Regions from separate parts of the Homo sapiens genome. Here regions 1 and 3 are each linked to region 2. Evidence: chromatin loops called from intact Hi-C (ENCODE). Cell type or tissue: OCI-LY7. All regions are shown on one strand. Each heading gives the region's core, and the rest is flanking DNA. Links, peaks and the distances in the headings are about the cores only.

Region 1 (8,303 bases), core at 273-8,272, 260 kb before region 2:
CATGGCAGAAGGTGAAGTGGGAGCAGGCACATCACATGGCAAAGGCAGGAGCAAGAGAGAGAGTGGGGCAGTGGGGAGCCGCACACTTTTAAATGACCAAGTCTTACAAGAACTCACTATCTGGAGGCCAGCACCAAGGAAATGGTGCTAAACCATTCATAAGAAATCCACTCCCTTGATCCAAACACCTCCCACCAGGTCCCACCTGCAACACTGGGAATTGCATTTCAGCATGAGACTTGAGTGGGGACAAATATCCAAACTATTAATATATCACCTTCTAAAACGCTTTCCTGTGCTTGCTTCCTCACTTGCCATCTCTGGAATACCAGGCTCTTCTCTTAACTGCCTCAATGCTACAAGAAGTGTCCCTGGCACTTAGAAGTTCAGTTCAACCCTCCTTCCCCTTTACAATTGCTCCTGTGGGGAGCCACAGTAATGACAGGATAATGACAATTCCACAGTCTTTCCTAGCAAGCTTTAAACCACTCAAGGCCGCTCCATTTACATTTTAACAGGAGAATCATTAGTCCCTTGATGGAGAGAGTTTAGCTCTTCAATTCACTGCAGCTTTTTTTAAGCAGTGGGGAACATTTTATCACAAACTCAGATAAAGAAGATAAAGTGTGACTTAATAGCTCCCTTCATGCATATATTTCATTAGAGACTACTCTGTTTTCATAGCTACCAAGAATCACATTATTTTCATAACTTGAAAATAAGTTCAATCAGCATATTTCTTATCCAACCATTTACTTTTTCCCACAAAAGTGACAGGATGTGAGAGTTAAGATTCTGCATATTAAAGTCCAAAGCACTCTTGGTTTTTTCTTATTTTTATTGATAAATAATATAGAAAGCTGATTAAAATTACATTGCATAAATATACCTTTATACATGACATGCATAGAATACTTAATTACACATTTAACTATAAATATAAAAATCTTATTTTTCCAGAGGAGAAGTAACTTTGAACAATTCTAATTATTGATGATCTCATTTTAGGCTATATGTACCTTATTACCAAGCACATTTTGTGGTTATTTCCCTTTTTTGTGCTACTTTTTTTCTTTGTATGTCCCTTAAAGAATTATTAAGGATAATGATTACTGAAATGTGTGTCATGTTAAAAAAAAATTATTCTCACACTTTTGTTAAGAACAGTAAGGCAGACTTTACTCAGGATTCCTTCAATGGGGTTTTGCAGTAGAGGAGAGAAATTGGGCTTGTTCCAAATACAGCCAGGAAAAGTGGGAATTTACAGCCAATGAGCAGAGTTGGGGGGTTCCACGGATGGAACCTCACTAAAAGGGTAGTTATATTAATCTGTTTTCACACTGCTGTGAAGAACTGCCTGGGACTGGGTAATTTACAAAGCAAAAAGGTTTAATTGGCTCACAGTTCCACATGGAAGCCTCAGAAAACATAATCATGGTGGGGGGGAAAGCAGGCACATCTTATATGGTGGCAAGAGAGAGAGGACATGAAGGAGGAACTGCCAAACGCTTATAAAACCACTGGATCTTGTGAGAACTCACTATCAGGAGAACAGCATGGGGGTACCATCCCCATGATCAAATCACCTCCCTCCAAGCCCCTCCCTCGACACATGGGAATTATGGGGATTACAATCTGAGATGAGATTTGGGTGGGGACACAGGGCCAAACCATATCAGTAGGGTAATTCTTCACTAAACTGACATAACAAGATTCTTCTGAAGGCAGGCCAGGGTGATTAGATGTCACCTGGGACATGGTGGGGGATGGGTACAGGTAATTTGATTAGATATGGAGGGTGGAAGACTCTGTGTAAATCGACTTGACAGGATTCTTGCCCAAACTGGACTCTACCGCAAGGATGGAGACAGAAGCCCAAGGTGGGTCTAGTCAAGCAGAGGGCTCAGAGGAGCCTTATTAAAATTTTGTCAAGGAGAAAATCTTTGTTAGTCAATACAAGATATGCCTTTTAATGTAGAACTATTCAAGAATTCCCTATGCTTTCTTCATTTGAATAAACAAATTTAAAAAGAGATTTTTGACAAGATATTTCCTCAGTAATTTCCTCCAAATTTCTGGGAAACTAAACAGTTAGCTGCACTATTTCTCTTACCATGATAAAGCATAGAAATGAAAGGAAATGAAGAGTGGAGACAGAGATAGTATTGCCAACTGGCTGACAGATCTTTGAGAATATGATTCTGATGGGGCTGAGGATATGCTATCCCCAAATATGGCACCTTGGTGTTTGAGAAAACTGCAGAAGCAGGAACGTCTCTCTCTGACCTTCTCCCACCCTTCTCCCCTGAAGCAGGCTATTAGTTCTAGAAATGGAGTTTCTGACCTTCACCTGAATAGGCCATAAGACCTTCATGTGAGCTCTGAAGACCCAGAGAACAAACAAGCTTTGCTAAGCTCCTCCTGGTTTACCATCATTAGACCATACTTCTTTTACCCAGTCATACTTTTCCACAACTATCCATTTCTTCATCAAACTCAGGAATGAAAATACACAGGTTTCTCTGACTCTTTCGATCTTCATTTCTGAAGGCTACTGTGTCATGCAAGACTTATATTAAATAAGTTTGTATGCTTTTCTCCTATTAATCTATATCTGTCTTTTGTTATAGAAGCCTCAGCTATGAACCTAGCAATGGATAAGAAATCTTTTCTCCTCTATGGTTCTCATTGACAAGGATGATAAAGGCATTAATATTAAGTTTATTAGTGACACTTTGAATATCCCCAAACATAACAGCAAAGTTCTGAGGAGGAAAGGAGATGATCCAGGGGTCAAGTGCAGCACATCAAATCAAAGCTCTTTTCAGCAGACAAGTGGGGAGATAGGATGCATCATAGCAACCACACTTCCCTATGGTGCTTTGAATACAGTTCTCATCAAGGGCTTATTTAATTCTCTAAGTCTCTACCTGCTTCCCTCTGGGACTGCCCAGTCAAAAGCATGGGTCTGAATACATTTTACTTGTTTTTGTGTCCCAGTGCCAGCTCCTTAATGGACGATCAGTATATACTTCCTAAATGTATATATAACATCAGTTCCCTGTGAACATTTTCTTAAGACTTTTAGTTGTTAGGTTATTTTAATTAACTCTCGTATCATGGTTGCTCAATACCTACTGGGTGCCAACCTGATGGTACATGGTACATATTACTGATCCCTCTTCCTGGATTTCTCCTGAGGTGCTGTGCCTGATTAACATCTACTCACCCTTCAGTCTCAACTAAGACCCCACTTCCTTCCAAGCTCTCCCTAATCATGCTGAACCAGGTTCTTCCCTTCCAAGGTATACCTGTAGCACCCTGTGCTTCCACTTTCCTTACCATGTGAAGAGACCAACAGCCCATCAAACTGGTATGGAGATACTTCAAAGTAAAGACATCTGAGCTGCAGAAGATTCAGAAAGAAATCTTTGAATTTCCTTCATCTGACAGTGTTTTATGAGAGTCAGCTGCCCCTGAAGCCCCTTTGGGGAGGTGTCCATTCAAGAAGGTAGTGGCCTTGCACAACAGGACAATCCAAAAAAATGGTGTGAATGAGCCCCATCAGAACCTTTCAACCTTTGAAACTCTAACTTCTGCCCTTCTTATTAGAGACTAATAGACTGTCTTACTAGACTAATAGTCTAAGAGACTCTAACTGTTCTGGGAGCTACTCTCTATATAAGGTACTCCTGCATGCCTAATATATTTTTCTCCTATTAATCTGTTTATTGTCACTTAATTCACAGGCCCCCAACCAGTAGGACCTGAGTTGGGAGAGGAGAAGTTTTTCCTCCCAGCACATGACACTGTTCATTACAAATTAATTTTAACATGAATATAAGCTCAGAGAGCAGAGATTGAGTTTGTCTTACACTCATTGAATCATCTAGAAGTTTCCCTAAGTCCTTGCTTATCCTTGACTATTTTTTTACTTCATTCACACATGAACAACAAATTAATGTACTACAGTATTTTTGAATATGGAATCCGTGTACTATAGTATTTTTTTTTCCAAAGCTAACTGAGTATTTCTCAATTGAACTAGTTATTTGATCCTTGATAAATATACTCCTTATTCAAGTCCTCACCCAGCCCTCCAAATCCATTCAATGTTTCTCTACCTTGCTGTGACCACTAAAAGGCTCACAGCTGTTTTCTGCCTCTGTTGGCCCCCTTGCCTGCTGGCTCCGGGCTGGGTTCAGGCAATGGAAAGTACCAGCAGGTGATCAGAGGGCAGGAGGGGAGAGAGAGGTCAGAACTTACCTTTTCCCCATTTCCCCTAGCCCAGTGCAGAATCTCTTAACAGCAGCTGTGTCCCTTTGTGATTTTAGAACACATACAGGGCCCCTGCTCTGCTAACTTTACTTCCTCTTCTTGTTTCTTTAGCCCAAGAGACATCAACAGGTTGTTGCTAGTCTCTGGGTGCCTCACCTTCCTGTTTGCTCTTTTAATCCTTTCGGTAAGTAGTGCCTTTATTAAAGTCTCTTCATGAAACCATCAGAGGTGGTTGCTGTTTCCTGCAGGAATCCTAACAGACACAGTAGATAACTTGGTGGGTTGTTGTTGGTTTTATTTTGTGTGCGTTGCGGGCCGGGGGCGGGGGCAGGAGTAGGGGGACAGGGTGGTGAAAATGTCTAGGATTTTTACATTCTGTTAATGATTGAGCATTGTCATTGTTTTGTTATGACAAAACAACGTGAATGGGAATGTTATTCACACCTTCAATGTCCAGATGTTTACACTGAGTTTCTCTGGATCTTTTCTTATCTTAACACTTTGATCTTTGTTTCTGGCCCAACAATTCAGTTGTCTCTTTTGGGAATTCTATATTCCTTGATTGAATCTCCGTGATCTTTTCCCCATATTTTTAAATCTCACTCATCACCTCAATCTTTTACCCATTTCTTCTGTGTTCTGGGAGAGTTTTGCAAATTCTTTTGTACTTCACTAACTGATTTTCTTCTATTGGCTGCTTCCATCTCTGTTTTAAATTTGGCAGTCATGATTTTCAAATTCAGGCAATCCTTAATTATTTTAGATGTTTATTCAAGTTACATAAATGCAATTCTCTCTTGAATCTTAACAAGAAGACAAATCAGTTGTTTTTTCAAAACAGTCTACTGAAAATGGCTGTTCTCTGAGTTGGATCATCACCCTCATCCCCCACATTTTTTTGGTTTAAAAATACATTTGTAGGCAACATGATTTTTCTGTTTACCTATTGTCCAAAGAATGCTATATGCTTGCCAGTTTTGCTTATAGTTGAGTAAAACTTGAGATGGTCCCATCAAAAATATTGATATATTTGTACAAATCCTTTCAGAGGGGTATTAGGGGAAAAGCCTTCAGAAGATAGTCAGTTCTTGGGTCCAGCATGGAGGCAATCAGAAATGACCTGGAGCTTGAGTTGCTGCCAGAAACCATGTTTTATTCCTTTTTGTATTTCTAGCACAATATCTGATAATGAAGATTTGATGGATAAACAAATGACTGAGTTCAAAGTTAAAGAGTTTTAAAAGTAGTCAGTGGAATAAATTTTCCATATTAAGAAAAAAAATTAAACTTTTAAATATTCATCATTTTAGCACACTGTCAACAAAATTGTGGGTTTAAAGAAAAGATTAATTTAATGTTTTTAAGGTCCAAAGTGTCATTTTTATTAAAATGCCATTGTTTTCTAAGTTCTGAACCAGTATTCTTCTTCTCTGTACTTAGACAGAACAAATATGCAGATGAGTCATCCAACTTGCAAAGAGGCCATGGGAGGCACGATGAGGTCAAGAAAAGAGCAAACTGACTTAGTGAGAGAGACCAAAGTTCCACTGCCATCTTCCAGCTGTATGACTTGCATATGCCATTTAAATGAAGTCTGGGTTTTTTTTAATCTGAAAAATTTGCCTTATCTACCTCAAAAAAAGGGGATGAAAATGCATCTTAAGCATGAAGTGTTATGCAAATCTTGGTTGTGGTTATTACTATAATTTCATGTATTGATTTTAAACAAAATGTACTTTGAGTTGGAAGGTAAAAAATATGAAAGACTCTAAGAATGGGTAGGCGGGGAACCAAATGATCTGTGGCCACACTGAAGGTAGAAAAAAAGGAAGTGAATTTGAACTAAAGAAGCAGAAGTTGAGAAAGTACCAAAGTCTTTGACTTTCAGAGTGACCGAACACCAGCATAGTTCACCAGAGAAGATCAGGAATGCTGTCTCTTCTGAAAGGGTACCAAAAAGAGAGTAAACAGATCATTCTATATTGATCAAGGAGTGGCAAACTGACATCTGCAGAACAAATCTGATCCCCAGATGAGCTCTATTTGTTCAACAAAGATGTTGTCGTTGTTACTTTTTTTATTGAATTTGAGTGCTTTGGCGCACCTAGTCTTTCTGCCACTGTAGGTCCCACGACTTTCTGTTGCCTTATACTCAGCCCTTTAATTATTCAAGATACCTGCAGAGCCCTAGAGGCCTTTGAGGTTATCACTTCTACTGAAGGCCAGTGCCCAAGGTTGCTGCCCTGCTATCTCTCCTCCTAAGTTTTCCTAAATGTGTTCTAATGGTCACTATGCCTGCAGCCTGTCTTCTCTCCACTCCATCTAGCATATGATAAGATAAGTCCTTAAGTCTAAACTTCTCAGCCCAATATATGATACCCTTTAAGAAAAGTTTTCAAACTTCCACTTTCAGTCTCATCTCCTGACTTATTTCCACACTTTTCTCCTTTAAGTCCTCCAAACTTTCCATTTGCTAGAGACATCATCCTTATTTCTACTCTCAGCCTTACATTTGGTGTTTTCTATGACTTGAATGCTTTTTATTATTCAGAGCCAAGGTCAAATCTCATTCCTATGAGGCCTTTCCTAATTTTCTTTCACTACCCAAACACTCACTTTAGGAAGAATTAGTTACTCTTTTTTCTGTGTTTCCACATGAATCTATCCAATTCAAGGACTTCTTTGCATGTAAATCTCTATATCCATATTTCCCTACCACACTGTAAAATCTTCAAGGCCAAGGACTGCATCATATTTATTTTTGCATCTATCTCAGGTCCTAATACAATGGTTATACTATGATTGTAACTGAGTAAGAGTTATGGTGGATACACAATTTTCAGCAGATGTCCACAAAGGTAGATAAATGAAGAAACATAGGAAGAGTGCCTGTTATTTTCTGTTTCTTTTAGGATCAGTTAGTACTTTTATATAGGCCTTTGATTGGGCAGTGATATTTTGTGGGGTACATTGCCTACCACAGGAATGGAGAACCAGTCTTTTTTTTTTTTTTTTTTTTTTTTTTTGAGATGAAGTCTCGCTCTGTAGCTCAGTCTGGAGTGCAGTGGCATGATCTTGGCTCACCGCAATGTTCGCCTCCCAGGTTCAAGTGATTCTCCTGCCTCAGCCTCCAGAGTAGCTGGGATTACAGGCGCATGCCATTGCACTTGGCTAATTTTTCATATTTTTAGTAGAGACAGAGTTTCACCATGTTGGCCAGGCTGGTCTTAAACTCCCGACCTCAGGTAATCCACCCCCCTCGGCCTCCCAAAGTGCTATGATTACAGGCGTGAACCACCGTGCCCAGCCAGACAACCAGTCTTTCAAACATGTGCCTTTGATGACACAGAGCAGGCTGGGAACAATGCTAAGTCATTGCCCCCTTCTTTTGAAGTAGATAAGGCGGATTTTTCAGATTGCTACTTGCAATCTTCTTCCACACCTAAAACTGCAGAAACTACCAGTTACAGCACAGACTGAAGGAAAATTGCCTGGCACACTCCAGGGCACACCAACTTTCAGCACATATATGCTCAAAGTTTGATGACCTATACCCCCAGAACACTGCAATTCTATCTTAACAATGTCAATAAGCAGGACACTTGATTTTTCACATTGCTTTAAAAGAGAAACAAGAGTGATAGATTTGATTTGCAGACGAAACACTGAAAAGGAAAACAAACAAAACACAGTTTTATCTTTTTTTTTTTTTTTCCATTTTCTGGAGAACGGGGCCTCGCTATATTGCCCAGGCAGGTCTCGAACTCCTGGGCTCAAGCTATCCTCCTGCCTCTTGCCTCCCTGAGAGCTGGGATTACAGGCGTGAGCCACCGCGCCTGGCCACAAAACACAGTTTCAAGAATGAAATGCCCTAAGAGGGATTTCATGATTTCTAGATGATACTCATTATACATAAGTCTGTGCGATATTCCTATGTTACAGCGATCCAGCACAATACTGGTTCTTCATGACACTGGAGTAAATTAGGAGATTAGGGTTCAACAAGGTTGTATAAAAAGGTTTGA
Region 2 (8,303 bases), core at 173-8,172:
TGATCTGGTCTGGGAAGTTGTGGTTAGGCCACAGCAGAAGGGGACCAATTACCACCATGTACCATCTGGGGGCCAAACACTCTTCTGGGTGCTTTATATTTGTGACCTCATCTCAGGTGGACAATGACCTAGCCAAGGTGGCTCTCATAATCCTTCAGTCACAACTCAGAGAATGGAGTGACTGCACAAAGGACCCAGTGGTGACTGGCAGAACCGGTACTGTGAATCAGCTGTCTTTGAGCCTGGAATTATATTCTTCTGGAAATGCCTCTCTTTACCCAGGCCAGGCAGTTCCCAAACAATTCCCCAAAAGACGCCAGATTTGTGAACAGATATTGGTTGACTAAAACATGTTCCCCCTACAGGAAAAACAACTCCAAGTGCATGCCTTAATGACAGTGCTTCTGCAGTGTCCCCGCTGTACCTGGGGACAACATACTATCCACAATGGATAGTATGTACTGAATACCTACTTTGTGCAAGGGACTAAGCTGACAACTCTGTATACAAGAGCTCATTTAATCTTATTATTATTCCTGTTTTATACAAGGTTAAGTAACTTGCCCAAAGTCACAGCCAGAACTGGGACTTAAACCCAGATCACTCAACTCCAGAATCCATGTTTCATGACTATTTTCCTAACCACTGTTTTTCACTGCCTCTCCTTGAGGGAAATAAATCAGTGGGCCCTGGTATCTGAGAAACGCCACCACAAGACAGCCAACCTCAGCGCTTTGTGGATTTCTCTAATTCTAATTTCTAGTCCCTGTTTTTGTCACCTGTGTGAGTGGTAACGGCCTGAAGCACTGGTATTACTAAGACAGGTCCCCCATCCCCTAAGCAATCTTGAGGGCTGTGACGAACTATAGATAAATGAGGGTAGGTTGAGCACTTCGAATTGGAACGCATGAAATTGGTTGGATTTGTAATCAGATGAGAGAAAGCAAAGGCTTTAGGAAAGCCCACTTTTCCCCGTAGTCCCTTCTCATGGCCATGAGGCATCATCAACTCTTAATGGAAAGGGTATAAATGCTGGAGTTGGGCAGACCTCAGGTCAAGCCCTGGCTCCACTCCTGGCCAGCTGAGTGACTTGGGCCAGGTAACTTCATCTCCCTGAGCCTCAGTCTCCTCATGTGTAAAGTATGTGCACCAGTAGCTAGCAGAGGGCTGGGAACACGGATGGAGATGATCCACAGGAAGCACCTGGCACTATGTCTGGCACGTGGGAAAGGATCAAGTACATATTAGCTAAAAATAAAACTGAGAGCATGGTTTCAGGGCCGTTGGGGATTCCCCAGTCACCAGACTGTGACCATCTGCCCCGATGCTGCATGTGGGATCCTCCAGATCCTACACTGGCGTTGCATCCCTGTGTCTGGCAGGACAGGTGGCTTTTCCTAGCCACCTCAGGAGAGTACATTTGTCACCACGGATGCAAACCCTGGAAGCCAGTGCAAGCTGCTTGCTACAGCACTGGTGTGGCCAGGCCCCTGCTCTGCCAGAACTTGCTTCTAGTGAGAAACCTCATTTCTCACCCCATGGTCAGGTGGACTGTGGTGGGAGGAAGAGGTTGGGAGCAGAAAAGGTGACAGTTCTGGTCTCAGAGTTGATGGCTTCAGATCCCGCAGGGGTTCAGATGCCTTCAGATTTATAGGCCCATAACAGCAGAAAGCTGCCTCCTGGCTGAGCCTGGTGCTGCTTTTGGGCCCGGGGGGCTCCTGGCTGATACTGTTTGTGAACCTCTTTATCTCTCTAATGCCATGTTCTCTAAATCTTGGTATTAGAACGATGAGAAAGGGCGGAGGAGGGTGATTCATGCCCTGGTTACACTGACAACGAAATTCATCGAAATCAAATTTCTCCTAAGCATGCTAACAACATCCCGGCTGGTGCCTGCCTCGGCTGTAGGTCTGGGTTTGTTTGGTTTCTACAACAATTTTTCTTTTTAATGTCATTATTTTTATTATTTCGCCTAATGTTTTTATAATGTGCTTACTGTGGAGGTTGTTCCACAGAGCCCGCCAGCTCTCTGGGGATAGGGTGGGCCACGCTTGGTAACCCCAAAGGCTGCTGTTTTGCACAACCCTCCAATCACTGAAGGAAATAGAGTCTTCACCCTCCCCACTTCCCTAGACCTGTCTTGACAAGGAATCAAACACTAACCATAGAATTACTAACCTGTTCAACCCCAGTCTGAGCAAAGCTCCAATATTAACTGATGAACCCAACCAACCCTCCCCTTCTTCCACCCACCTTTTATTCTCCCAGTTAAGCATCTCTGGTTGCATCAGTCCTTTTTTCTATGTCATGGCTTCTGGCTCCACTTCTGCCATCCTGCCCTGGAACATCATCCCCTGCCCTATTTGCCCATATCCCTCTTAAATGTGACATTGATTAAGGGATGAATAAATGATACCACATCCATATTTCTGGAACATTAAGCATTTTAAAATTAATTTTGGAGAGGTGTCAATGATGTATCCTTAAGTGAAGAAAGATGGAGAAAATGGGTTTGTCCACTTTATGAAAAACCAAAAATCCCAACAAAAATCTTATATACTTGTGGGTTTGTTTTGATATGTTTGTCTCAGCATGAGTAACAGCACAGAAGGATACACACCAAGTTGTTAACATGTGTTATCTGTTTTGGGGGATGTTAGAAGGAAGAATTTTTTTTAATATACCTATAATGTTTCATTACCTGCAGTTAACTCTTGTTACTCTGATTTATTTATTTATTTATTTATTTTTGAGACAGGGTCTCACTCTGTCACCCAGACTGGAGTGCAGTGGAGCAATCTCAACTTAGCAGAACCTCAGCCTCCTGGGGCCAAGCAATCTTCCCATCTTAGCCTCCCAAGTAGATGGGACTATAGGTGTGCCATCACACCTGGCTAAATTTTTTTGGTATTTTTTGTAGAGATGGGGTTTCACCATGTTGCCCAGGCTGGTCTCAAACCCCTGGGCTCAAGCAATCCACTCACTGCAGCCTCCCAAAGTGCTGGGATTGCAAGTGTGAGCCATCACGCCTGGCCTCTGATAATTTTTAAGGAAGAATTTAAAATTGTTTTCAATCCATCAATCATCAATCAATCAATAACATGTTTGTATTTTTATCTTCAATGTGATAGACACTCGGAGTCCTGCAGATGTGGGGATCTGTTCAGGGCCTCTATTCATGCAGCCTAATTTGCATCACCTTCTTCGTTAACTCATGGTAGAGCCGACATCTACTAAAAGTCCTTAGTTGTTTTCCCTAGAACTGCTACAAAGAAAAGTCTCTCCTCCTATCCTATATACTTTTGAAGCAGATTTTTATTTACCCAAGTACAAGACCTTAAGTTTCTTATTAAATTTTTTTCTGTTGGTTTGGCTTTTTGTTCCAATTGTCAAGATCTTTTTAAAATCTGCTCTTCTTATCTAGCCTATTAGCCGTCCTGCCCCGCTTTGTGCCAACTGCAAATTTGATCAGCAGGTCTCTTAAGTCTTGATCCAAGTCCCTAATGAAAATGTTCAACAGGACAGAGCCAAGGACACAGTCTTGCACTGCCCATTTTCAATAAATAAATACAAATATTTTTTGTTTGTCTTTCGGTGTGTTCCCTTCATTATGTACAAGGCTCCTAATAAACAAAGAGGTTTGTGCTAGGCAAATCAATAACCATCACCATTATCTGATCTAGTGATAATAGCAGTAAACACTAATCACAATCCAACTTGAGCCAACCTAGAAGCACAGCAGCATTAGTCAGAGTGATGGAACATATGGCTGTGTCCACATCTGCTCTGAGGCATCCAGATGGAAGAGGAGGTGGGCCAGGGGGCAGGGGTGAGTGAACAGTGGGGTAGGAAGGAGAGAGGAGGGAGCAGACAGGTGAAGGCTGACAGGGGAGTGGGGCAGGGACTAGGCTCCCAAATCAATCTCCACGATTGTGTGGTTAATGTGCAAACAGCACACAACAGCTGCTGGTGGCTCCCATCCGTGACAGTACAACTGTATGACAAATACTTCCTGTCACACTTAGAGAGCTGTGTCTTCTGCTTTTTGGTTAATGGACCTTTGACATGCCTACTCAAATCACTTCTTCATAGGCCTTACAAGTCTTTGTCACAAATATATGCTAATGTTTTTCTTCTCTGTGTGGCTGTTTCCTTTGAGCTATCACCAAGCATGGGTCCTATGCTACCCTGGTCCTCCCCATCTCTCCTCCACAGCCTCCCAGAAGCTGGCACACTCCTGACTTGTGCATCTCCCTACATAAAAGAACACTCACCTAACTGATAAAAGATGTAAATTCAAGCACAGTTCTTGCTTAAAGCAACATTTAACCCTCCCTGTGCCTTGGTTTCAGAACTGAAAAAGGAAAGTCATGACTGCAGCTTTTTTGTAAGACTAAATAAGATAGCATGTGGCAAAGAAGTAGATGCTAAGTATTAGCTGAATCTGAGTCCATACCTGCAGAAGACATGGGCTTGACTTACTCCAAACCTCTGGCTTTGATTATTTATAAACATGGGCAGGGTTAGCAAATGGGTTTTGCAATCTTCAGTGTTTTGCCAGTCACCCTTGTTGGCCTCCTGAGAACATGTTGAGGACCTTTTACAGTATTCTCACATTTGCACTGATTCTTTCATTCACTCAACATTTGCTGTCAACTCTGTGCCAACGCTGGGCTGAGCCCCAGGCATACAAAGATGATTGAGGCAAGATCCTGGCACTAAAGTATCTCACGGTCTAGTGCCCATCACCCATAGTAACAACCCCCCCCCCAAACACACACAGACACACACACCACCCAGCAGCAACACCAGCAGCAGCAAAAGTTCACATACCAGACCCTTACTATAGGCAATATACTCTGATACTTTATGTTCTATTTTACTTTTTAAATTGACTTCACCACCCACTAATGGGATGTTGACCCACAGTTTTAAAAGCTCCATTTTGGGGTTGGATATGTGTGCTAAGTTCTATTATCATTTACTAGATTGCTATGGGAATGCCAAAAAAAGAGCTCCCAGGCCTAAGAGAATCAGCAGACCTAACACTTAAGCTGGAAGGATAGTCAGGTGTGCATGGGGTATTTGGTGTTCTCAGAAGAGGAAACATCATGAACAGTGCATGGAGGAATGAAAGCATGGCTGTTCAGGGAATTTTTTTTTTTTTCTTAGATGGAGTTTTGCTCTTGTTGCCCAGGCTGGAGTGCAATGGCATGATCTTGGCTCACTGCAACCTCCCCTTCCCGGGTTCAAGGGATTCTCCTGTTTCAGCCTCCCAAGAAGCTGGAATTACAGGCGCATGCCACCATGCCTGGCTAATTTTTGTATTTTAGTAGAGACAGGGTTTCATCATATTGATCAGACTGGTCTCCAACTCCTGACCTCAGGTGATCTACCAACCTTGGCCTCCCAAAGTGCTGGGATTACAGGCGTGAGCCACCACACCTGGCCAACTGTTCACAGAATTCTAAGAAGTTTTGAATGGTTAGAACACAGGGAACTTTAGGGGAAATGGGGGAAATATGAGGCTTTAGAGATAAATAGAGATTTTTTGTTTAAAGCAAATATTACAGAGCCAATGACTGAATACTCGGGGAAAAGATTTTTACTGCCAAGCAGGAAACTCAATCCAGCACAGAGTCTAGGCTCTGGGAAAAGAGGTTTCAGGAGAAGAAGAAACAAGATAGGTTTTTTAAAGCCAAGAGACCACACCCTGTATTTAAAAAGCAAACTCTCTTGAGTATTGCTGATTGGTTGGAGGCATCTTGGTGTGTGGATTTGGTTAAGCACTGGGCTGGGTGGAGAGCTCTGCTGTGTACCAGAGCACCCACCTCAGGATTGTGGCACCCAGAGGTTGTTTTAGCAGAAGTCATGTCTGCACCACTGACAGCTGATCCAGCAGCCCAGTTGCCTCTGTCAGGAATCAGATCATGAAGAAATTTGTGGCCTGCTAGAGAGTTTGGGTGTTATCGGCCATGGAGGCCAGTGGAAGATTTAAAGTAAGAGGGTACCTAAAAATTGGTAGAAGCATCAATATCACAGCAGAGTAGCAGATAAGATTGGAAGGAAGAATTAACTGGAGGAACACAAACCAGAAAAGCAGCTAAGGTTAGTAGTTCAGGAGATGGTGATGGTGGGCTGAAAGAGAAAAGAGCTGATCAGGAAGAAAAGGAAAGGCTGGATTAGGAAATGGAAAGTTGGAGAATCAATATGATCTAGGGGCTGATTCAATGTAACAGGTGAGACAGAGGGAAAATCCACAATGATGCATCAGGTTACTAACTTGGGTGATGAGAAGATTGTGGAGACCCCCGAAGAGAAAATTTGGGGTGTTTGGGGAGAGAACGGGAGGATCAGGTCAGCACAAAAACAGTGCTAGAGTACCCAGACTTGTCTCCCATGTATTACCATGAGCAGAGAAATCTCCCATTTACAATGTTCATGAACCCAGGAATTATAGAGCTACCCTTCTCTTCCAGATGCCTAAGGAATCATCATTAGGATCAGGGCCAGGAGGAAGGGGAAGTGTCTGCCTGCTGGTGTGCATGGCGTGAAGGTCGTCTCTGCCATCCAGAAAGCAGACTTTCTCCCACAGACACCAGATACGGTGGGGACTCTTGGGGCTGCAGAGCAACTCCTCCCTCTAGTTGAGCATTGAGCTGGATGAAGAGAGGTAGAAGGATGCATTTGTCAGCTCTGGCTCCAGAAACACTTGCTGGCCATCTCCATCTGGAAACCCAAGTTTGCACTGCCCAGTCACTATTTCAGCTTCTCCTCAGACCTGAGGTTGGAAGAATGATATCTGTAGTGGGTTGAATTGTGTGTCCAAAAGGATATATCCAAGTCCTAATCTCTGGTACCTGTGAGTAAGACTTTATTTGAAAATAAGGTCTTTGCAAATATAATTAAGGTTAAGAGAGATGAGATCATCCTAGATTTAGTGGGAGTTCTAAACCCAATGATTGATGTCTTTGAAAGAGAAAGCAGAGGGACATTTGAGACACAGAGACGCGGGGAGAAGGTGGCCATGAGAAGATGGAGGCAGAGACTACAGTTACACAGGTGCAAGCCAAGGAACACCAGTGGTGGCCGGCACCCATGAGATGCTTGGAGAATGGCATGGAATGAATTCTCCCTCTGAGCCTCCAAAGAGAACCAACCCTGCTGAATTTGGACTTCTTGCCTCCAGAACTGTGAAAGAATAAGTTTCTGCTGTTTGAAACCCCCGTTTGTGGTAATTTGTTATAGTAGCCCTAGGAAACTGAGATAATATCCCATTTAATTGCTTTTATGGCACTTGGGTACAGGAAACCTAGTGACCATCTCAGAAGTAATCACTACTCTCTGGTGGCTTGCCTCTTCTCCCCCGCCTATTCCCCTCAGATAGACACCTTCTCAACCAGCTGTTTCCCATCTTTTCTTCATTCTTTCTCTAGAGCAGAAGCTGTTCTTCCCAGCTTAGATGCTGTTCTGAACTCAGGGTAACAGCCAATTAAGCAGGTCTTTACTGAAGTCTTGCAGTACACCAGATGCTAAAGGTGCCCAGTAGATCCCAAGTGTGACAAGGACCAGAAAAAGCACACTTTTCTCAGGCATTTAGTAAGAAAAGCCTTTCCCATTTTATGTTTTTTATTTCTACTACCCAGAGCAATATGACATTCCAGGGCAATCATTCTTACATTTCAGAAAACATCAAAAAATAGCTTATCCTTAAAACAAAGTTGGAGAGCTCATCCTATTCTAAGGCTTGGCCTGAGCCTGTAGATCAGAGAGGGTTCCATGATCTTAGGAAGTCACCCAGGACTTCTCATTTCCACTTGAACACCTAACACTATACCAAAGCAAGTATTTCCCCAGATTGCCCCAGTTCATGAACTGACCGTGTAGTGTGATGTAGAAATTGCAAATTTTGGTGAGCCCTGGAATTAAAATGTGTCTTCCTTTCTGGAAATTTAAAAAAAATAAATGAAAGGACTAGCCATATCCACATATGGTTCTGCCCTAGTCATTTAACCTCTGTTTGGCCCAGTTTGCTTATTTATGCATTAAGTGGAGATTGTGAAAGGACATCTTATGAATTAATTAATTAACAATTGAAAGGGGCTTTAAAAGTGCTATGCAAATGATAAGCATTATTGTAAGGCCCATGGGAACCTGAGACAAAGCAAGGAGCCAAACTCCAAATTGAGGATTATAACCAAGAAGCAAATGTCAGCACTTTGGAATGTGAAAGAATGATTAACATTGGTTACGATGATGTCGGTTTTTTCTAATCCAGATAGAGAGGTGAGAAACTGTTAAAA
Region 3 (8,303 bases), core at 205-8,204, 690 kb before region 2:
TACAAATAAATAGAAAGACATTGGTGCTTGTGGATTGGAAGACTTAATATTGTTAAAACATCTATACTACTAAAATGCATTCCACCCCTATCAAAATCCCAATAGTATTTTTTGCAGAAATTAAAAAACTATCTTAAAATTCATACAGAATCTCAATAGACCCCAAAAGGCCAAAACAATCTTGAGAAAGAACAAAGTTGGAGGCCTCACACTTCCTGATTTCAAAACATACTTCAAAGCATCTAATTTAGATGGCATACTTAATTACTGGCATAAAGATAGAGATACAAATCAATGGAGCAGAATAGAGAGCCCAGAAATAAATCATTGCATATATGGCCAAATGATTTGCCACAAGGGCGCCAATACTACACAATGGGAAGGGACAATCAATATCTTCAACTAACAGTGTTGGGAAAGCAATATCCACATGCAAAAGAATGAAGTTGAACCCCTACCTTACACCATATACAAAAATTAACACAAAAATAAAGACCAAAACATAAGACCTTAAACTATTAAACTTGTAAAAGATAACATAGGAGAAATCTTTTTTTTGGAGATGGAGTCTCCCTCTCTTGCCCAGGCTGGAGTGCAGTGGCACGATCTCAGCTCACTGCAAGCTCCGCCTCCCAGGTTCATGCCATTATCCTGCCTCAGCCTCCCGAGTAGCTGGGACTGCAGGCACCTGCCACCACGCCCGGCTAATCTTTTTGTATTTTTAGTAGAGACAGGGTTTCACTGTGTTAGCCAGGATGGTCTCGATCTGACCTCATGATCTGCCCACCTCGGCCTCCCAAAGTGCTGGGATTACAGGCGTGAGCCACTGTGCCCGGCCAGGACAAATCTTTAGGACATTGGATTAGGCAATGATTTCTTGTGTGCAACACCAAAATCATAGGCAACAAAATAAAAAATAGACAAAGAGGACTACATCAAAGTTAAAAACTTATGTACATCAAAGGAATCAATCAGCAGTGTGAAAAGGCAGCCTACAGAATGGGAGAAAATAATTGCAAATTGTACATCTGATAAGAAGTTAATGTCCAGAATATATAAGGAACTCCTACATCTCAACAACAATAAACAACCCAATTAAAAAAATTGACAAAGTTTCTTGTATACTGAAGAAAGTATACTGAAGAAAGTATACAGCCAATAAGCACATGGAAAGATTCTCAGTCATTAGTGAAATGCAAATCAAGACCACAATGAGATAGCACCTGACACCATCAGGATGGCCACTATGAAAGAACAAAAAGTTTAAATTAGAGCACAGTAAACAATGGGCGTCAATTTTTTTTAAAAAAAAAAGGAACAAAAACTAACAGGTGTTAAGGATGTGACATTGGAACCCTTGCATACTGTTAGTGAGAATGTAAATTGATGCAGCCATTATGGAAAACAAAGGGGTCCTCAAAAGATTAAAAATAAAATTATGATCCAGTGATACTGCCTCTGGGTGTATAGCCAAAATAATTTAAAACCGGATCTCAAAGAGATATTTTCACACCCACGTTCTTTGCAACATTATCCAAAATAGCCAAGAGGTAGAAGCAGCCCACGTGTCCATTGACAGATGAATGGCTAAAGAAAATGTGGTGTATACATACAGTGGAATATTATTCTACCTTTAAAAAGAAAGAATTTCTGTCACATGCTACAACATGAATAAACCTCAAGGACATTATGCTAAGTGAAACAAGCCAATCACAAAAGGACAAATAGTGTGTGATTCTGTTAATACTCGTATGAAGTATCTAAAGTAGTCAAAATCATAGAAACAGAAAGTAGAAAGGCAGTTATCAAGGTCTGGGTAGAGGGGAAGGGGGGCAATTAGTGTTTAGGGAGTATAGCATTTCAGTGTTGCAAGATGGAAAAGTTCTAGACATACACTTAGCATTGCTGAACTGTACACTTAAAAATGGTTAAGATGGAAAATTCAATGTTTTTTTACCACAGATTTTAAAAAGCAATGTTTCATTGCCTAATTTTATATTTGGTTAACAATTTTACTGATTGTTCTATGTCCCAGGCACTTTCAATTATTATTCTTTCAGTGACCCAGTAAATTAGGAACTTGTTCCCCATTTTAGAAATTAGGAAATAGACACTGAAAGGTTTAGAAACTTATTTCTGTTAGACCTTACATGTGGTATAGCAAAACTGTGTTTACCTAACTGAATGAGTTGTCCAATACTTGCATATACACAGTGTTTCCAAAATAAAAGAATGGGTCCCTAGAAAGCAAGGCAAGAGAATTGAGACTAAAATAATGAATATTTGAGGATAAATTTGGCAAGTTTGCTACTTGGAATATCACTTTTTTGGGCATGTCTAGTTCCAAAACCACTGAGTGTATTGCACCTGTTGGATTTGTTGAAAATGCAGATGGTACAATCAAATGTAAAGGGAAAGGAATATAGTTTGAAAGTTTTTATGAAGACATGTGCTGCCTAATCTGCGAATTGAAAGCATCTTTTAAAAACTTACTTCTCGTCATATTCCTAGGTGGTAGTGAATATGTGGGTAGAAAAATGAGAATGTTTCAGATAATGCTAATGAAGTTAAATGATTGCAGTCTACCATATTGTGAGGAAAAGTTGTTAGCCATGAAAGATGAGGACAGAATTAAAATATTACCATGACTGGCATTTGATTTGAAAACTACAAAGATAAGCTTAGGTTCCTATTTATGAAAACCATTCTCACAGCCCAGTGAAATATCTTTTAAAAGGTTCGTAGTTACCATGGATACTTGTTAGCTTTGATAGAGTATCCATATTCAGTCATCTGAGGTGAAGAAGCCAAAAAACCCATCAACTAATGTCACAAATAGCTTCATCTGTAAATTTGTACTAGTTTGGGGATGGAAAGGCTAAGTTTCCTGAAGATTAGATTGTTGGTTAATTGTCACTGCTTGGAAAGCAAAATATTTAGGATGTACATTGCCTGAATTTGATCCTAGTATTCACTATTGATATGTAACTTTTTCATTTAACTAGTACACGGCATTTCTTAGATTTTAACATAGGAATTTAGATGGTTAGACCTTTCTGAAAGTTGATGAAACCTAGGCAGTATACTCAATTTCTGAAAGCCGTAGAGACACAGACAATATTGAAGGTATTGGTCCCCATGGTAACATATTTGCATTTGGCCCAGCATGGCTGGTTTCTGCCTAGCTTCTTTTAATTGCTATATATTGACAGCCATTTTCACAATTATTTATAAAATGTCGGATAAGTGAGCATGTGTACAAGGGAGTGCACACCATACCTTAAGCTTGATTAGATACTTCAGATGACAAAGAGCTCTCTGCATGAAGAGTTACTGAGGTATTTTTATCATTTCCTAATGTGCCTGTCACATAGTAGAAGCAAAAAGCCTTTCAAGTTATTTAAATATTTTCCTCAATTCTCTTTCAAAACAGGTGACAAAAGAGCTGAAACAGTATGACAACAAAATTATAGAATGCAAATTTGAGAACAACAGCTGGGTCTTCATGAGACAGAGAACAGACAAAAGTTTTCCTAATGCCTACAACACTGCCATGGGTGAGTATGACAACTTACCAGTGCTTATTATATTTAAAACAAAAATTAAGGTGTTAGACCCAAAGTGTGCTGCCTTTGTTGTTTTGCTTAATGGGGCATAGTCATTTGGACTTCATCCTTGTTTGATGGGAAAGATACGTCAAGTCTGTATTCTGTTTGGCTCCAGTTGGCTTGTAGGTTCTACTCTCTAAACTGGTGATCTTGTGCCCATGCACCCAAAAGAGAAGTTTAAAGGGCAGGATACTGGGCTGTATACAAGTTGAATTTATTGAACAACAACAACAACAGAAACCATGATAATTTCAGATCTATTCAAAACTATAAAAACCATTGTTTGCCAGATGGTAAAAGACAAAATTATCAGGGGAAAATGTAATTTCCAGCTCTTAAAATAGCTTTATAAACAATGGAGAACAAAGTAAACGAAAACCATTTAAAAAGACAAAATCTGCTATGCTATTCTTCAGAGTGTTCTTTGGGTACAATATGAATGCTTTGGGAATTCAGAATAGTAAGTTTCTTTCATGGGGAACAACACAAATTAATTGAAGTTTATAAGGTATACCACTACCAGTAGCAGTTGTTGTTCTGGATTGCATTTTTAGTGGAGTTGAAAAAAGGTAAAAACCAAGATAACAGGTTAATCAAACTTTACTTTTAGAATGTGCAGTTGATGAGGAGGATGATGATGATGATATGATAAGCTAATGAGAAAATATTGAAATTGCCAATTTCAGCTTTGCAGTTTAAAAGTTACTGTTGTACATTTAGGAGTTCTCATTGGAACTAGCATCCATGTTCAGACAAGATGAGTTAATTTCAAAAGTCAGGATGATTAAGCCAATGTCTTTTCTTCTAAGACCAAATAGGTAAATAAAATGAAAAGGACTGGCACTAAATTTTGATAAGAGAAGATAATATGGTCTGCTAGCTACAATGAAACCACCTATTCAACAGGAATGGTGGCTGGTGCCATGTTTTATGTTTCGTAGAGTAGACTTCTTTCTGAGAGAAAGATTGAAGGACTATAGTGCACGTTTTCTGTAGAAGTTTTAGTTGAATACAGACTATGGTGCAATGTGTTGTGTTAGATTAAAATCCCATAAAAACTGGTTTGGGAGGGATAGAAAACCGTGGGGAAGACATGCTTATAGCCCAAACATTTAAAGTTTTGGTTTAAAATTAATACTGCAGTAAAGAGTAGCCATTAGACAAGCACATATTTTGGGTGTAGGGTAGGGAGGAGATAGTTCAATGTGAAGCACATCACTCAAATGGGTAAAATGGAAAGTATTTAGTATATTGGGATGAAAACCTTTCTCATAAGCCTGTGGTGAGTCAGCTGCCTTAATTAACCCTCACATGAGACCTGTCTCCCTTTGTCCACAGCTGTGTGTAACAGCATCTCAAACCCTGTCACCAAGGAGATGCTGTTTGAGTTCATCGACAGATGTACTGCAGCTTCTCAAGGACAGAAGCGAAAACATCATCTGGACCCTGACACGGAGCTCATGCCACCACCACCTCCCAAAAGACCACGCCCTTTAACCTAAGACCTGCCTGTGACTTGAGGGTTAAGAAGAAAGAGGAATGAGGAAAAAACGCTGTTGCCCATTTTTGTAGCCAGAGAAATTGAAAAACGACTGTGGCTTGATGTTGATACACATTTGAATTTTTTTTAAAAAAAGAAAGTTATCGTAGCCAGCCTGTAAATACTTGATGCATTCGTTTCCTCAGTGCTGCAATACATCGTGGACTTAAACATCTTATTTATCTGATAAACTCAGCCTTACCTTGTGGAATCTGAAGATTGAAATATCCAAAGGTTTAAACAAGATGGAAATCAATGAAAAAGAGGCCTTGTTTATATATGGGTAGCTTCACATTTAATTTATAAAGTTAACAATCTGGAAACTGTGAGCCCATAAAACAGTATTTTTTAGAAGTTGTGTTACAACTGTAGCAAATTTTCCTTTTAAAAAATCCAGGCAATGGCATTAAACATTCTTGCTATCATTTACCATGGATTTCCTACATTTCTGAGATCCCTGTATTCAAAAACAAATGACAGGGTTGTTAAGTTGTACTATATTAAACAACTTGGTCTGGTTTATATCATTTTAACAAGTTTTTTGGAAATGTAAAAGAAAAAAGTAAAGCTCCATTTTTGTGAATTGCATTGTTTCTAAAGGAAGTATTTTGAGTATTTTCATCTGTTTGTATTGTTTCGACTATGATATCAGATATCCAGTGTGTCCATTCTGGCAGTGGTTTTGAGTTACTTCATGGAACTTGGACATACACCACCAGGTCCTTTATGTGTTGTTCTCCTGGGAGACTTCTTTTTTTAAATGCCAGGGCTACTTCTGCTTTACCTCAGTGGTATCAGCACATTGTAAATTACGTTAAAACACACAACTCACTGTGATCTATGGGAGTGATATCAAATACAAACGATGTTGTGTTCCTTCTCTCGAACAAAACAGCAAAGGGAATGCCAGCTAACTTCTTTGATTAGAAGGTAATGTCATGGAATAGAATGCTGTCACCAGAAAATGCTCTCCCACTGCTAGATAAATGCAGAGGCAAAGTGTAGACATCTGTAGGAACTAAATATCAAGGAAATCAAGACATTTATTTTCAAAGCGAGAATTCTATCTACATTCTATTCTGCGGATGTTATTTCTGTTATACATCTGAATTTTAAAATGTTTACTGATAGATAATGGATTTAAAGGGCGGCTAATTGATTGTCTGCCATTGTTGATAAACTGTTCTAATTGGTTTGTGAAAGAACTCTGAGAATTAGCTAAATGGAGGCTAGTGTATTTATTTTTAGAGGTACATGTTTTAAGTAAATGTATTTAAAACAAATTTTCATGGTCTGAATTGTATATGTAAATGCATATCTGTGTAAGTATATGCAAGTGTATATTCTTCTACTGATTCAGTCAGACACGAAATCCAACTGAATTACCCGGTAGACTGAATATCTGACGGGATTTCTATATGGACATAGCACAGATGAACCAAAAATGTATTTATATTCACCTGAGTTTTAATGTTTTTAAACAAAGTTTTCTCCTGCAGTGCTTTTCTATATGAAATAGTTGAGTCAAGCTTGGGCTTTTTTCTTCGTTGTTCCCAAGTCATGTAATGTATAGTGAATTTATCCAAAACGCCATTGTAACGTTTTTTACTAGAGTGTTTTTGCACATTTGGGCGCTAAAGGGATTAAAACAACTGATGCCACAATGACTATTGAAGGAGGGAAAATTCTCAAGGTTCCATAGTATCTTTTACAAAATGGATTAAAAAAAAAATGCCTATGCAACTTCAAATAGTCTGATGCCTGCTTCCCCAGGACGAGTGACTCTTCCACGGTGTGCTGCTTTCCCTCCGAGCCTGTGGAAAGGCAGAGCCCTTTTGCAGATACGAAAGCAAGCTTTTGCCAATGATCTTTAATGGAGTTAAAATGTTTATGGTAATTGTAACCTTTCAAATGAGTTACGTGAAAAGAGCATCTCACTTTTAATACACCCAGATATTTTCTTCAAGTCTTTGTGCATTTTAGCAGGACTTAATTTTCTTAATTTATTCTTTCCTTTCAATTATAGTGACATAGAGTAGTTGGCCTTATAAGTAGATCCCATTTAGCCCCTGAACATAATACCATCTGCAGTATTATAAAAGTCATTTAGAAGGTCAGGGGGATAATCTAGAGGCAGGATTTTGGACATTGTGAAGGAAATGTGCTCCTTCTCAGCTCACTTCAATAACTATTTTCTGAGACTGAAGTTTTTTAGACAAGAATAAGAAAACTTTGCTTTCTTCAGTTATCACATGTGAAAGCTTTTGCTTTTTGTTAGGAAAAGGTGTGGATGACTCTACTGCGTGGATGGTTACATTTGCTTTCCGTGAAATGCTCAGAAAATGTCAGGACATTCCTTTTCCAATTGTGTGTCAGTGCGTATTGTAATAAAACTACTGATTTAAATTAGCATAAGTGTATCTACTTTGTTTTACTGGTGATACTCTTGTGTCCCTTCTATTGCTGGCATCACATCCTACTGCTGTCAGCCACACCCAGTGTAATCCATCTGGCTTTGTAGAGATTAGCATAAAGACTTGGAAAGCCTCTATTTTTCTTTCTGAGAAACTGAGAAATTTGATTGACACAGGGGGGTGTAGTTTGAACCTTTTATTTTTGAAGTGGAGAGGAATGGGAGAAAGCACATCTTTATATGATGTTTATATTATTTCTCTTCATCTAATCTTAGCAGTCTACTGTATGAGTAGATATTCTGTTACATTATTTTTAATGCATTTAAATTTTTTAGAATACTCAGCAATAGCAATAAATATTCTGAAATGATGAAGTCGTGAACTACCAAATTTTTTTTTGCATTGCATTTTTATAGTATGGAATTTGCCATCTTTAAATGTTTAAATAATACCACCATTTTGAACTCTGCATATAGTTTTTCCTGGCCAAAAAAATAACCTTGGAAGCCAAGAAGCAAATACTCCCAAGTGGGAGGACACATGTGGTGGAGAAAACTCTGGACTAGACTCACACAAGTCCAGGCTCTGCCTCCTGTTGGCTCTGTTCTGTCTAGATCCTCCCACACACACACCCCCATCCACCCCTGCCATTTTGTTCCATCTATAAAGTGGCAAATCCCATCTGTCACACTGGGCTAGATTATTTAAAAGCCTTTCCAGGTCTAACCATGATTCCTGTGT

What was found. Peaks named below come from ENCODE experiments on the same cell type or tissue, not always from the same donor. Only the 100,000 strongest peaks of a DNase experiment are listed, where the experiment ranks them.
Region 1: it touches region 2 in a loop (5-fold over the local background); 16 of 110 quality-filtered maps call a loop at or near these places.
Region 3: it touches region 2 in a loop (11-fold over the local background); 2 of 110 quality-filtered maps call a loop at or near these places.

The regions. Positions count from the first base shown.
Region 1 is chr6:88,175,850-88,184,152 of GRCh38, reverse strand. No RefSeq gene overlaps it. Among named protein-coding and RNA genes, the nearest start is that of CNR1, 14 kb to the right of the region's middle. RefSeq lists enhancers at 197-760, 6,035-6,234. In OCI-LY7, for the core only: CTCF peaks have their summits at 3,918 and 4,129; DNase peaks (open chromatin) are centred at 4,272, 5,372, 5,802, 6,082 and 1 weaker place; H3K4me3 peaks cover 4,141 bases; H3K27ac peaks cover 4,626 bases.
Region 2 is chr6:87,918,743-87,927,045 of GRCh38, reverse strand. No RefSeq gene overlaps it. Among named protein-coding and RNA genes, the nearest start is that of SPACA1, 120 kb to the left of the region's middle. RefSeq lists enhancers at 1,336-1,525, 711-1,800. In OCI-LY7, for the core only: no CTCF peak of the experiment used is centred there; DNase peaks (open chromatin) are centred at 1,235, 1,495, 3,975, 5,775 and 10 weaker places; H3K4me3 peaks cover 5,267 bases; H3K27ac peaks cover 8,000 bases.
Region 3 is chr6:88,609,526-88,617,828 of GRCh38, reverse strand. RNGTT (RNA guanylyltransferase and 5'-phosphatase) reads left to right here. Exons shown (of 16, transcript NM_003800.5): 15 at 3,434-3,557; 16 at 4,947-7,932. The coding sequence ends at 5,110. Among named protein-coding and RNA genes, the nearest start is that of RNGTT, 350 kb to the left of the region's middle. In OCI-LY7, for the core only: no CTCF peak of the experiment used is centred there; DNase peaks (open chromatin) are centred at 1,288, 3,268, 5,008, 5,878 and 3 weaker places; H3K4me3 peaks cover 7,192 bases; H3K27ac peaks cover 8,000 bases.